Regions from separate parts of the Mus musculus genome. Here region 1 is linked to region 2. The links are chromatin contacts, found by Hi-C or POLR2A ChIA-PET in ENCODE. All regions are on one chromosome and are shown on one strand. Each heading gives the region's core, a stretch centred on a gene start or an enhancer-like site at or near the end of the contact. The rest is flanking DNA. Distances are from core to core; before and after follow the strand shown.

What was found. A loop is a pair of places that touch in the nucleus more often than their neighbours do. ChIA-PET counts read pairs that join two places held with the same protein, here RNA polymerase II (POLR2A).
Region 1: POLR2A ChIA-PET joins it to region 2 with 34 read pairs in Patski. The contact joins the enhancer-like site here to the promoter of Trdmt1 in region 2. A Hi-C loop is called at or near these places in 1 of 37 maps with a recorded cell type or tissue (Patski). POLR2A ChIA-PET finds 5 or more read pairs at or near these places in 2 of 5 experiments (Patski and embryonic stem cell).

Annotation. Positions count from the first base shown.
Region 1 is chr2:13,366,844-13,373,555 of GRCm38, forward strand. All of the region lies in intron 31 of Cubn (cubilin (intrinsic factor-cobalamin receptor)), which reads right to left. Among named protein-coding and RNA genes, the nearest start is that of Gm13270, 99 kb to the left of the region's middle. Within about 2 kb of position 4,373, at least 1 of the 3 ENCODE cell types and tissues checked has a DNase peak (open chromatin) inside an H3K27ac peak, as active enhancers do.
Region 2 is chr2:13,540,989-13,547,246 of GRCm38, forward strand. Trdmt1 (tRNA aspartic acid methyltransferase 1) reads right to left here and starts at 3,676. Exons shown (of 11, transcript NM_010067.4): 1 at 3,581-3,676. The coding sequence starts at 3,644.

The sequences.
Region 1 (6,712 bases), core at 3,123-5,622, 170 kb before region 2:
CAATATTAAGACAATGGTGTTGCATTTTGATTTTTAATTTGCAAAGTTATAAGGAAACACTTCAAGAAAGAAAATATGAGAAGCTCTATTCATGCGTATTTAAAGCTGTACTGCCATAAAACTATCAATATGTATGGCCCTTTATTTCTACTTTGGCTCCCAAAGCAGAGCTAGTAATTGTATCACCATTGGATATGTGTTTAATATATTCATATAGCATAAGTAATTCTTAAGTCTGCTGCCAAGAAAGACTAGGCTTTCTAACCTGCTACTTAAATAAGAAATGCCAGAGCAGTATACACACAAGACAAAACTCTCAACTTACTTTTTTCCTCTAGGTGACACTAGTGAAATAAGATTTTTGATGCTGAATCCACAAAATTAAAAATAGCAACCATGTTCGTGAGTTCCAACTAACAGAGTTCTCAAGAAGTTGCAGAAGATCTGGTTAACTGCTAAACATTTCCACAGGAAAGGATTGGGGATAGTATAAAATCACAAGATTCTAGTACACATATTTAATAACCCAAAAATGTAACTTTGTGTGTAAAAAGAAAGAAAAAGTCCAGAACCTGGCACATAATAGCCAGGAAAGGCCAAATGTATTAATGTGTCAGTTTATAGTTTCTGAGAATAGAGGGCTAGGCTGAGAAAAAGCCCTAAGAAGAAGCTGCCCACTCCCACATTAGGTGGAGTATAAAAAACAAAGTAGGCTCAATAGTAAGAAGCTCTTTAGAGGAGGTGAAGTCAAATGTGGCTGATGCCAGGTCCCCTGTGGCTGCTGTCATGCAAGGTTTTCTATATTCTAGGCCCAGGGAGTAAAGGGCAGGGGTGCAGTCACAGGACATAGCCAACTCTACACACTCAGCTCCCAGGTGCCTTTCTCTGGCAGTGTGAGAGAAGGGGGAAGGATGAGGTGGTCCAAGACTTTGAACTTATCCCACAGCCCAGCGTATGTCGGATACTGGATACATCATGCAATGTGTCCGCTCTTTCCATAGCCTGAGCCTTAGCCAGAAGCAGGAACTGAGCTAATGGATTAGGAGTTTTCATGTTTGACATTTCAATATCATATATCATGAATTTGACTAAATGTCAACCAACGCCAGGTTAATACATGCCTCTCCTCGTCATACATCAAGTGGCATTAGGAAGATAATCATTCCAGTGAGAGACTGACATCCCTTCTGGGTGACATTTACAGTTCTGGGAGGAAAGGCTCTACATTCAGAGTCTTACAGAATGGCTATTTGAAAAAAATGCAGTTAGAATCTTTTACTTTGTTGTACATGATATGTTGATATAAATATTCATTACTAATGAACTATATGTGACATTGAAATATTGATGGCAGATTTCTTTTAGTTGGAAAAATAATCTTATTTAGCAAAACATCTTTATAAGCTTCTATGTGGGACTAGAATAATCGAGGTAATGTTTCATCTTTGGGGGACAAGTCCCTCCCTATCTTGTACTTCCTAATCATTACTCAGCCACCTACTCTGTGAAATGGCGCTAATATTAGTTTTTATCACATACTATTTTGGCGAACTAAATAAGTAAATAGAATTAAAAGTGTTTCTGGTATAGTGTTGGTGTGTAACAGATAGCTATTAAATAGCATGAATACTTATGACAAAACTTTTTACATCTCTCCTCTAGTTCCCAACCCAGTGGGTCAGCATGCTGTCCATATGCTCTGCCACAACTTTGTTTCCATCTCTTCTCCTCATGCCTGGAGCCTCTTCTGGGCTCATGCCTTGATCAGTTGTTTTCTGCCTTGGCTTTGTGTCATCTTTCAGTTCGGTATCCAGGCAACTGCCACTGTGCCACGTGCTGTCTCTGAAGTCCAATGCAAGGGAAAACTGAAGAACCCTTCAGGTAATGCAGATTACATCAGAGATAAGCAGTCACTAGTGGCTACCTTTAAGAATGGAAGAACATGTGACTAGTGTGGCTGCTAGTAACCACTGCAGCCTGGAGTACCTGCTCTGTTCTGTTCATGACCCTGAAGAGATTAAATGGCTCATGTTCATCCGATGGAACTATCAGTCACCACTTACTACCTAAAGCTCACCCTGATTGCAGGGCCAAAATGAATTGCACCAAGTTGAGCTTTGCAGGAGGAGAAACTGGGAATGTACAGTGTATACTTTTATTTCCATTTGTGGCACTATACTTTTTGTCCCCTCATTTGCCAGTCTTCTGGGAAATAGCAAAACAATGCAACTGTAGCATGGTCAAACGTGTTAGGCGGGGGCTGGTGAAATGGCTCAGTAGGTAAGAACACCTGCAGACAAGCCTGATGACCTGAGTTCGAGCCTTGGGATCCACTCACATGACAGAAGGAGAGAAGTAGTTCTAGTGAGTTGTCTTCTGACCTCCACATGCATACCCACATGAATACAAAATTAGTCCATAAAAGTGTACTTACATGTTAATTTCATTAGGATGATACATTGAAGACTAAAAAACACCAAAATTTTTAAGTGGGGACTATTTATGATTTAATGATGTTGGTGGGCAAAGAGCTGAGGATGCTGGATCAGTTCTGTGTTCCTAAGGTCCACAATGTAAAATGATAAATAAGACTTTTAACATAGTATGACTAACCAGGCTAGAAGAAGGAGTAATGGGAACTTTGGCAGGAACAGACAAACCATAGTATGAGGCACCTATAAGTGCTCACAAATACAGTTTGTGAGTTAGTTCTTATGGCCCCATTTTGCAGCTTGGAAATTTAAAAGACTTAGAAAATGTAAGTGACTTGGAATCAAATACGTAATAGTAGCTCAGAACAGTACAAATCATGTCTTTCTGACATCATATTGATTATCATTAAATGGAGGGGAAAGGTAAACAAATTGCATTCATTTAACTCAATATTAAGAGACCAGAATTCTGTGAAGTGACATGAGTTCCCCATGACCTTTTAGAAAGATAATCATTGGAGCTTCCCGCATTTTGAAGACTGCAATAGGGCATCCTTGGAGGTTGTGATGGCTAATCTCGCTTGTCAACTTGACTTCATCTAGAATTAATGAGGACCCCAGCAGCTGGGCACACCTGTGAGGGGGGTTTCTTGGTTGGATCATTTGAGGTCATAAAGCTCACTCAAACTCTATGCCACACCTCCCTTCTGGTAGAAGCTCACATAAGAGCATAAGGAAGAAAGAAGCTTTTGCCTTTTTGCCTGCTTGCCCTCATTCTAACTGGCAAGTTCACCTAGCCTTTTCCTTTAGAGAAGCCTGACTAATACAGGGACATTTTAGAAAGCCTTGTGTTGAGCTCCTGTGGATTTCAGAGTCACGCATTCCACTGAACAGCCATAGCATTACCAGCATGGCTAATTCATCAAGGTGTCTAACCAACAGCCCAGAGTGAAGGCTAACAAATAAACCTAAAACTTACATTCCTGACTGCTAAATGCGCTTGCGCTCTTGGACCCGGGTATACTAGTGTCTGCATGCTGCCTTTCCTGGGCCTAACTGCAGATCTCTGGCACAGCACAGCTCCTCACTTCCATCCTGATCTTTACGAGATTTGAACTCCATCTGGCAATTCATGTCTCTGCTTAAGTGAATTAAATCTTAGCACAGTAAAAGAAACATGGGAAGGGCAAGATCTATGGCAGTAAAAGAACTATTCATATCTGTCAGGTCCAAAGTAAACTCTAATCCCCCAAACTCCAAAAGGTACTCAAAATATCAGAAATGGGCCCAACCTGGATTAAAGGTGGGTTTCTGGACGTTAGATAAAGCCCAGCATTCCTCAGGAACTTGTGAAGTCAGTTTCAGTCTACCAAAGGAGTCTTTTCCTTTACCTCCAGCAAGACAAAAGGTTCTCCAACTAACATACACCTCTGGCACCTCTCAGCATATCAATGTCCATGCTGGCCCCAGGCTCCCTCAGTCCCCATTCACAAGTATTTGTTATACATTTCAATGCTCACCCGCTGGTCTCCACCCACCTCCACCCCCACTTCTTATAACCTAGGTCTAGCCTCACTAGACTTTCTCTATTCTCTCTCCTCTGCTACTTTCCCCTCTCTGGAAGATAGCACTGGCCATGACCAGTCTTCTGGCTGTGTTCAGTCTACTTCTTTTTCTACCTGCTCTAGGCTCTTCCAGATGCCACTGTATATTTTTTCTCTCTGATGCACAATCGAATCTTCCCATAGCGTGGAGCAGTCGTGTCATTGGTTTATACCATATCAAGATACAAAATCAACCTTGAGAACAGAGAACTCATGAACCACCTCCATGTTATATATGGTAGCGTAGCTGCTAAGGGAATTCTCAGCTTCAAATCTGGCCCCAAAAGAGAGGAAGTACTAAATGACAAAGAAGGGAGGCTCTCGGGATATGGTCCATGCTGTTAGAGTCATAGATGTAATCAGGGAAGGATACAGAAACCTGACTCCTTGCAATGGCTTTTTTTGAGGGGAGAGAGGAAGGAAGCTGGGCTTCCGCATTAATGATATTTCCCAGTACGCTGGTCTGAAATGGAAAACCAAGTTAAATTGACAAACTTCCATCTCAGTTCAGGACTCCTACTTTTAAGCTGTTATTGTACACTATGCCATTCGGCCTTCACATTTTTCAAAAGACTAGGAGATGTGACCAGGCCTAGGAGCAGGGCCGTAAAGATCCCTCAAGAAGGAAACGTTTAAAAAGACGGAGCCAACATGAACATCAAACATGATAAATACCCTGGCCCATGAGCTGTGGCTTCAGCTCAGTTCCTTGCTTTGCTTTGGCATAGCTACCGGAGATTCATTTGACATAGGCATGGGAATGGCTAAGCAGATTATCACAAGTGAATCACAAAACAAACATTTCAAAGCCCTTGCTCAAGCAACCTAAAACGTCTGATGGGGATCAAGAAAGAAGGGAAGAAGGGAGAGAAAAGGAGAATGGGGAGGACCTAAAAAGGAGGGGAGAAGGAAGGAGGGTGACTGTCCTGAACTCATTGTAAAACAGTAAATATTTAAAGAAGGCTGTTTCCCTTTCTCTGAAACTCTAGTTATCGATTACTCCTGACTCCCTTCAGTCCCCTCTGGGAAGTGACTGTGTTTTAAATGCAAGCATATCATGGGCTGCATCGAAGGGGGGTTGGGGGGAGACAAATTATGGACCCTGCCTTAGGCGCCTGTCCTGTTGAGCTCTGGGTGTTGTGGGCAGATAATGTGAGAACAACAGGCTCTGGTGCCTCAGAGTGAGGCTTGTGGGTCTGGATTGTTTCAGTTCAGATCAGACACTTGGCTTCCTTTCTTTTTCCCTTAGACAGTCACCAAAAGCTTCAGGAAAAACAAACAACCAAAACCGAACCAGTTAGGGGCTGCTTGCCTCCTCCTCCTCCTCCTCCTCCTCCTCCTCCTCCTCCTCCTCCTCCTCCTCCTCCTCCTCCTCCTCCTCCTGCTCCAGCTGTTTGCCTGAGTGCATTTCTCCTTGCAAATAATAGGCAGGATGGCCTGTGCTCTGCTTGCTTTTTTATCTGCACTGATTCACACAAGGCAGACATTCCATTGCACTGAGCACAGAGGCTGCTGGAAACAGAGGTCAGCCTCTCAGCAGCCCTTCCTTCTCCCCCCTCCCCCACCGCAGTCTGTCCCTCCCCCTCCTTCTCACACAGAGTGCAGCCGTTTTCTCCCAGATCAATAAGAACTTACAGACCCATAGTACCTAAGGCTCAGAAGAGAAATTCTAACGAAGCAATTAAACTGGCGGTTGGAGGTCACTTTAACACTTACCCTTCAGGAAAGAAAACATAATGGAGTCACTTTTCCCTGATGACTACACAGAGCCACCCCCCAGCCAGCAAATGCTGTCTAGCATTAAACACTCATGACTTATCATCCCCAAAGTCAGAGGAGAGCTAACACCAGGCTGGAAAGCAGGCAAGCAGGAATCACGGACATTTTACCAAATTATATGAAGCCCAGTACAAGTCAGCTGTGTGTGGGAGCCTCAACATTTTAATAGAAGTGTTGAAAGAAATCAGTTTCCCTCCCTTTTCATTATAGCAGAATGAAATTCTAGACAACACATCTGTACCATGTTTTCTAAGTCCTCATGCAACTCAAAATAATGAGGTCCTATGTCAATGACAGTGTCCTCTGCAAATCTTAAAATGCACGGATCCCAGCAGGAGTACAGATGGCAAGGACTCATTCACTCATATAATTACGGTGTGTCTATTAGGAGGAATCCATGCATCAGATTTCTGCCTATGGGTACAGACTGCTGTGGGTTATATGAAAGAAGATGGATGGTATTTATTACCTTATTGCCTTAGTTAATTGTTCATCACAGTGATAGAACACCTGATAGGAACAACCAAAGGGGGAGGGGAGGTTGTATTTGGCCGATGGCTCTATTTTTAATTTTTAATTTGTTTCCTCTGAATGCTGAAGTTTGCCTTTCAGTCCTGATGCTCCAGCTTGGGGCTATCTGTGGGCTTGTCCTCCCTTCTAGATGAGCTGTGATCTGAACACACAGAGAGAAAGATGCGACTGCCACTCAAACCCCACTGTGCTTGCATTCCAGAGACTGAATGTGAGAGGTCCTGAGAGTCAGACTTTGACAGAATATTGCCCTTACCATCCATTGTAACCTCCTGTGGAAAGCCTTCTGGAGTACCACTTGGCAGGAGTCTGACATTGGCCAAAGACAAGGAAATGGGCTTTAGACAGGAATCTGACATTGGCCAT
Region 2 (6,258 bases), core at 2,426-4,925:
GTTCAGTTCCTAGCACCTATGTTGGGTGGCTCACAACTACCTGTAACTCCAGCTCCAGAGAATCTAACAGTCTTTTATGGTCTTGTCCAGTGCTTACACACAGACAAACATATACACATATATAGATACATATATAGTATGTGTTATATAATATATACATATATGATAATGTAATATATAATTACATAATGTGTATATATACATATACACATATGGCATAGATAATACATGGCATCATTCATAAAGATCTCCCAAACTAACATGAAAATCCTGTTTGAATGTGTCATTCTGAGTCCAGTTTGCTTAACAGTTCATTCTTTTTGGAAGCATATACCTTTCATTGATATTAACGTAGAATTTCAACCACTACACTATAAATGTTATAAAGTTAGCATAATTATTACCTGATTTTTAATCACTGAGAAAGATTAAAGTGAAACCAGTTAACTAGGAAAAAAAAAGAGGATATTACTTAATATAATTATACTTCCTTCATCTTTTTCTTAACTCTTACAATGCATGTCCATCTCACAGATAAGGCATGTACACTTAGAAATGCTAAATAACTTTCAAATTTTCACACAAGCATTATGAGTCAACCATCACTCATCTGACTTCAAAATAAAGGCAGGCTTTTATCTCTCAAAGAAACTGACAGCACTTGAAGGCCAGGCAGCTTCAAACATTTATCAATTTCTTCCAAAGGTTATTTTAAACAATATATAATAACTTTCTATAGCTTTACAATTTATAACAATAAGTGCATACATGTGTCCATGCACACAGAGACCACAACAGGATGCTGGGTGTCCTCCTCCATTACTCTCTGTGTTAATGCTTTGAGACAAGGTCCCCTAAAGAGGTAGACACCATTTCCATCTGAGCAGTGAGCTCTCAGAGTCTACCTCTACAATGCTATGGCTGCAGTACATGTAACTATGTCTAGAGTCTTACATGGGTGCTTGGGTTTAAACTGCAGTACATGTAACTATGCCTAGAGTCTTACATGGGTCCTTGGGTTTAAACTGCAGTACATGTAACTATGCCTAGAGTCTGACATGTGTGCTTGGGTTTAAATTCAGGTCCATGCCCTCTGACTTAAAGAACAAGTGCTCTGGCCCACTCCTGGACCTATAAATATTTTTTAATTTAATTTAATGCATACTCTTTTTTTGTTTCGTTTTTTTGAGACAGGGTTTCTCTGTGTAGCTCTGGCTGTCCTGGAACTCACTCTGTAGACCAGGCTGGCCTCGAACTCAGAAATCCGCCTGCCTCTGCCTCCCGAGTACTGGGATTAAAAGCTTGTGCCACCACCGCCCAGCTTTTTTTTGTTTGTTTGGTTTTGGTTTTTTTGTAATGCATACTCTTACCACTCCCTTTTGATATATTATTGTGTCCTCATTTTATAGAAGATAATGAAACAGAAAATGTTTGGAGTTTGACCATTTTTTATGATTTATTTTCTTACTTTATGTATATGAGTACACTATTACTGTTTTCAGACACACCAGAAGAGGGCATCAGATGCCATTACAGATGGTTGTGAGCCACCATGTGGTTGCTGGGAATTGAACTCAGGACTCTGGAAGAGCAGCCAGTGCTCCTTACAGCTGAGCCATCTCTGCACTCTCAGAGTTTGCCCATTCTTAAGCATATACCCAAGAGAATACAAAGCAAGAATCCAAACAGATACTTATAGGCCAATATTCAGAGAGAGATTATTCACAATAGCAAGCAGGTTGAAAATCTTTATCTAGTAACAATGAATAAATAGACAATACTGTTATCTATACAGCAATATATTATTCAGCCATAAAAAGGAATGAGGCATTGACACATTCTACAGCACAGATGAACTTTGTAAACATTGTGTAAATTGTTAAGCTAGACATCAAAGAACAGATTATTCTACTTATGAGGTACCTAGAAGAGATAAGACCAAAGTAGAATAGAGGCTTTAATATCTTCAGGAAGAGAGGCGCTAAAATATTTTTAAGTGGGTGCAATGCTTCTGTCTGTGATGATGAAAATGTTTGAAAACTAATAATGTTTACAATTGTATGACTTCGTAAGCACACTTGCTGTTGATTAACTGTACACTGAAACACAAAATGACACATTTTATAGTGTGTATATATGTGTATACACACATTTACAACAATAAAATATTCCATTGCAAATATTATCTAGAAGTGGACAAATTAGCAGCCAATATTCTTACTACTGCTCTTCATCTAAGTTAGTGAATGGGACCAATGGTAGTAACGAAGTGTGGCTAAGAGATCTGCTAGACAGATCTAGGTTAGGCTTCTGGCTCTACCACCAAGCTAGCTTATTACAGACTCAGAACAGGTCCTGACATGTAGATGCCCTTAATAAAAGGTAAAGCCAGCTGTCACTGTTATTAATCTTTATTAGCTGCATAAATAAAGAAAAACACCAGGATGTACTACTTCCTTACAGATAAATTTAAAACCAAAGTTTATCTAACATACAAACACTAAAAAAGATTAATAATTAAATATTAATTGTTATTAATTAATATGATTAAGACCTCTTCTATAAGCAAACCTCAAACCGAAGATGTAGGGAGCTTTCGGTAACCAGAAAGTTACTTTGGATAACAGGGAAAGTATTTCTTAACAGGTCATATATTAACTAACATAAGGCAGGTTAAAAAAAAAAAAAAAGCTATCGTAGAAAAGTTTGAATTTGCAATCTCTGAGAGGCAACAGAAGCAAAAGTAAAAGTAAAGGCTAGAACTTAGGGACTTTCAAGAGTGAAGGAATACAAAAATCTTGCTCCACTTAGCTTCTTGTTACTCTAGTTAATAAAAAGAGAAGCAAAGTTTCCTTTTTGCATTTGTCTTAGTCTTAGCAACTTCAGGACAGACGTGCTTGCACATGTGCACAGACACACACACACACACACAAACACGCGCCCGCACACCCACTGTCACTTCATATCCCAAGTGCCTAAAATACAGTACTGGTCAATGGAGTTCACCAAGTAAATATTTCTGAGTTATCACAAAAGTGGGTAGAGACCAAAGAAATTACGAAGCTTCCAAACCTAAGTGACAGCAAACTAATTTCTAAGCTGCTACAGTGTGTCAAGCACATTACTGTTTTTAATTCTCCCCCTTCACACTAATACTTGTACATTTCTATCTTGAACTGCAGTTATCCCCCTGCTCCAACCCACCCCCGCCCGCTTTCGTGACTTCCTCCAAGCCCAGTGACAGCCAGTCTAGAATTTGGATCTTGGCTTTGGGCAAAGGGCTCGCCCTTGCCTTAACTTTGTCTGAAGCAACTTAGGTTCATTTGGCTGCACACGAATGCAGCCTCACAAACAGTACCATGGGGAGCCGGCCTGCTTAGGCTCCAAGGATTGGGGCCAGAGTAGGGGAGTCTCAGCCTGGAGGGGCGGACCAGGGAGGCTCACTAAAGTGGTTTCCAGGGCAACCGAGGTCGACCGCACCAGGTCCCGCCCCACCGCCCCGCCGCCCCGCCCCTCCGCGGCGCGAGAGCCGGAACCTGCGGCCCCAAGTGAATCCAAGAGAAGCTGTCTGTCCGCTCACCTCGCAGCGCGTGGTGCATGCCACCAATGCCACTGTACAGCTCCAGGACACGCAGAGGTTCCATCCTCTCGCAACCGCGACCGCGGCCTGGAAACTAGGCCTACCGGTTCTCTGCGTCTCTTACTCCCCCATGTCCGCTCCGTTCCCTTCGCTTCTGGTTCCGCGGCTTTTCAGTTCCCCCAACCCCCTGTTCCTCTAGCTGCAGATTAAGATCACAGTTTGGAGCCCGGGGGCTAGCAGGGCTAGGAAGGGGACAAAGGACAGACAAACTATTAATAAGGCCTCCCAAGTGAGAGACTGCCGCTCCTTAGCCTGATTTGTGCTTTTTCCTCCTTGTTTTGTGTTTTCTGAGGCCTTGAGTAGAGAGCTGAAACCACCCTTGGCTTTGAAGTAAATTACTGATTAGAACACAGTCTTTTTGTTTGTTTGGTTTTGGTTTTTTTGTTTGTTTGTTTTTAACTGCAGGTTCCTTTTGTTCTTTTAAAGTCTGACCTGATCAAGCAATTCTTTGAGGAATCTTGGGCACATATCTATATGCTCTCTGGTGTGCCTGTGCGAGAGTAAGAAGTTAAGTCCTACCAGGCTCTTTCCTAAAGAAAGCTCCAGAATTACAAGTACTTAAAGCCGATCCCTCTGAGCCCATTCATAATAGGGAGGATGCCTGCTATAAATGAAAATAGGACTCATCCTATTTACCCCGACACATGCTGTTTCTTTTTATTGAAAACAGATTTTCTTCTTCACATAATATATCCTGATTGCAATTCCTCCTCCTTTACTGAAGTACCCCTAGCTCCTCCCCACCCCATCAAGATCCACCCAGTTTCTGTCTCTCATTAGAAAACAAATGGGCTTCTATAACAATGAAATAAAACAAGACAACAAAAACTAACACATCGGTATTGAGCAAAGCAAACGGGGGGGGGGGGGCGGGGGGGGGCGACGGGAGACAAGAAAAGGCCCAAGAAATGGAAAACCCATTTGCACACTCATAAAAACACTTAACTGGAAACCATAATAATAAATGCAAAGAGCAGTAGGGTAAAAAGAGAGAAGAAAATATATAAATAAAATAAAATAAAATAAAATAAAATAAAATAAAATAAAATAAAACATAAGTTAAAAATTGAAGGAGGAGGAGCCCTGGCACAACATTATAAGACAAAGACTCTCCAATGATGCTATTGAGTTCATTTCCTGTTGGCCATCAACTGCTGGGCCCACGGCCTACTCTTAAGAGTAGTTTGTTTCCCCAGTGAGATTCCCTTGGAGGAAAACAAATCTTCATTTGCAGGAGGTTATCAACCAGATATTGTTCTGAATTAGGGATGGGATGTGCCCAGTTCTCCTTGCAGCTCTAGGGCCCCACACGGTGCAGGCCTGTGCATGCTGCCTCAGTCTTTTTGAGTTCAATATGTGTTGATCACATTGATTTAAAGGGCCTTCGTTTCTTGGTTGTCCTCCATTCCCTCTGGCTCTTACACTCTTCCCATCTCCTCCTCCATGGGGTTCCCTGAGCCCTTAGGGAAGGGATTTGATGGAGACATACCATTTATGACTGAGCATTCCAGTGCTCTCTACAGAATGTCTGGCTCTGTGTCGCTGTTTTTATTCCCATCTGCTACAGGTGAAAGCTTTCTCTGAGGATGACTGAACAAGTCACTGACTCTCAAACTCTCAAACAACCCAAGCTGTTGCTAAAACTATAAGTTGCTCTCCACAAACCAACAGCAAGTCCGAATTGCTGAAGACAATACCTGCACAACTCATTGAACATGAAGAAGTTAAGTTGGTTCCTACATAAAGCCTCAGCATGCTAACCTCTTTGGTCTAGGAAGTTACTCTGCATGCTAGCTACCAAAGGAGAAATGTAAACACCATCCTAGTCACAGACCCTTTGATATACACTGCTGTTCTCTCTGAAAGTTATGTTAGTACAATGGTGGCCTAAACCCTGTGAAAATAGCCAACCAATATCAATTGGACTTAAGGCCCAATTTTTTAAAGGCCAATATACATTGTCCTTTATGTTTTCTGCACTCGTTAGTCACTTATTTTGGTAAGAAAGGATGTTGTATGGTAGAAGGACGGTTCAAAACTAGAATTTAGCCTTTAGTAACTGGTTGTGTGACTTTGAGATAACCTGTTTTCCTCGTCATGAAGAGGAAGAGGGAAGAAATGGTTACTGAGTGTTTCGCAGTCCCAACAAACCATCCTTGGGTTAGTATTTGATAGAGTAGTCTCTGATTTAGCCCCACATTCGAACTGAAACGTCTAGACAGAAAACTTTATATATATATATTATTAGATATTTTCTATACATTTCAAATGCTATCCCAAAAGTTCCCTATACCCTCCCTCCGCCCTGCTCCCCTACCCACCCACTCCTGATTCTTGGCCCTGGCATTTCCCTGTACTGGGGCATATAAAGTTTGCAATACCAAGGGGCCTCTCTTCCCAGTGATGGCCGACTAGGCCATCTTCTGCTACATATGCAGCTAGAGATACAAGCTCTGGGGGTACTGTTTAGTTCATGTTATTGTTCCACCTATAGGGTTGCAGACCCCTTCAGCTCCTTGGGTGCTTTCTCTAGCTTCTCCATTGGGGACGCTGTGTTCCATCTTATAGATGACTGTTATCATCCACTTCTGTATTTGCCAGGCACTGGCATAGCCTCA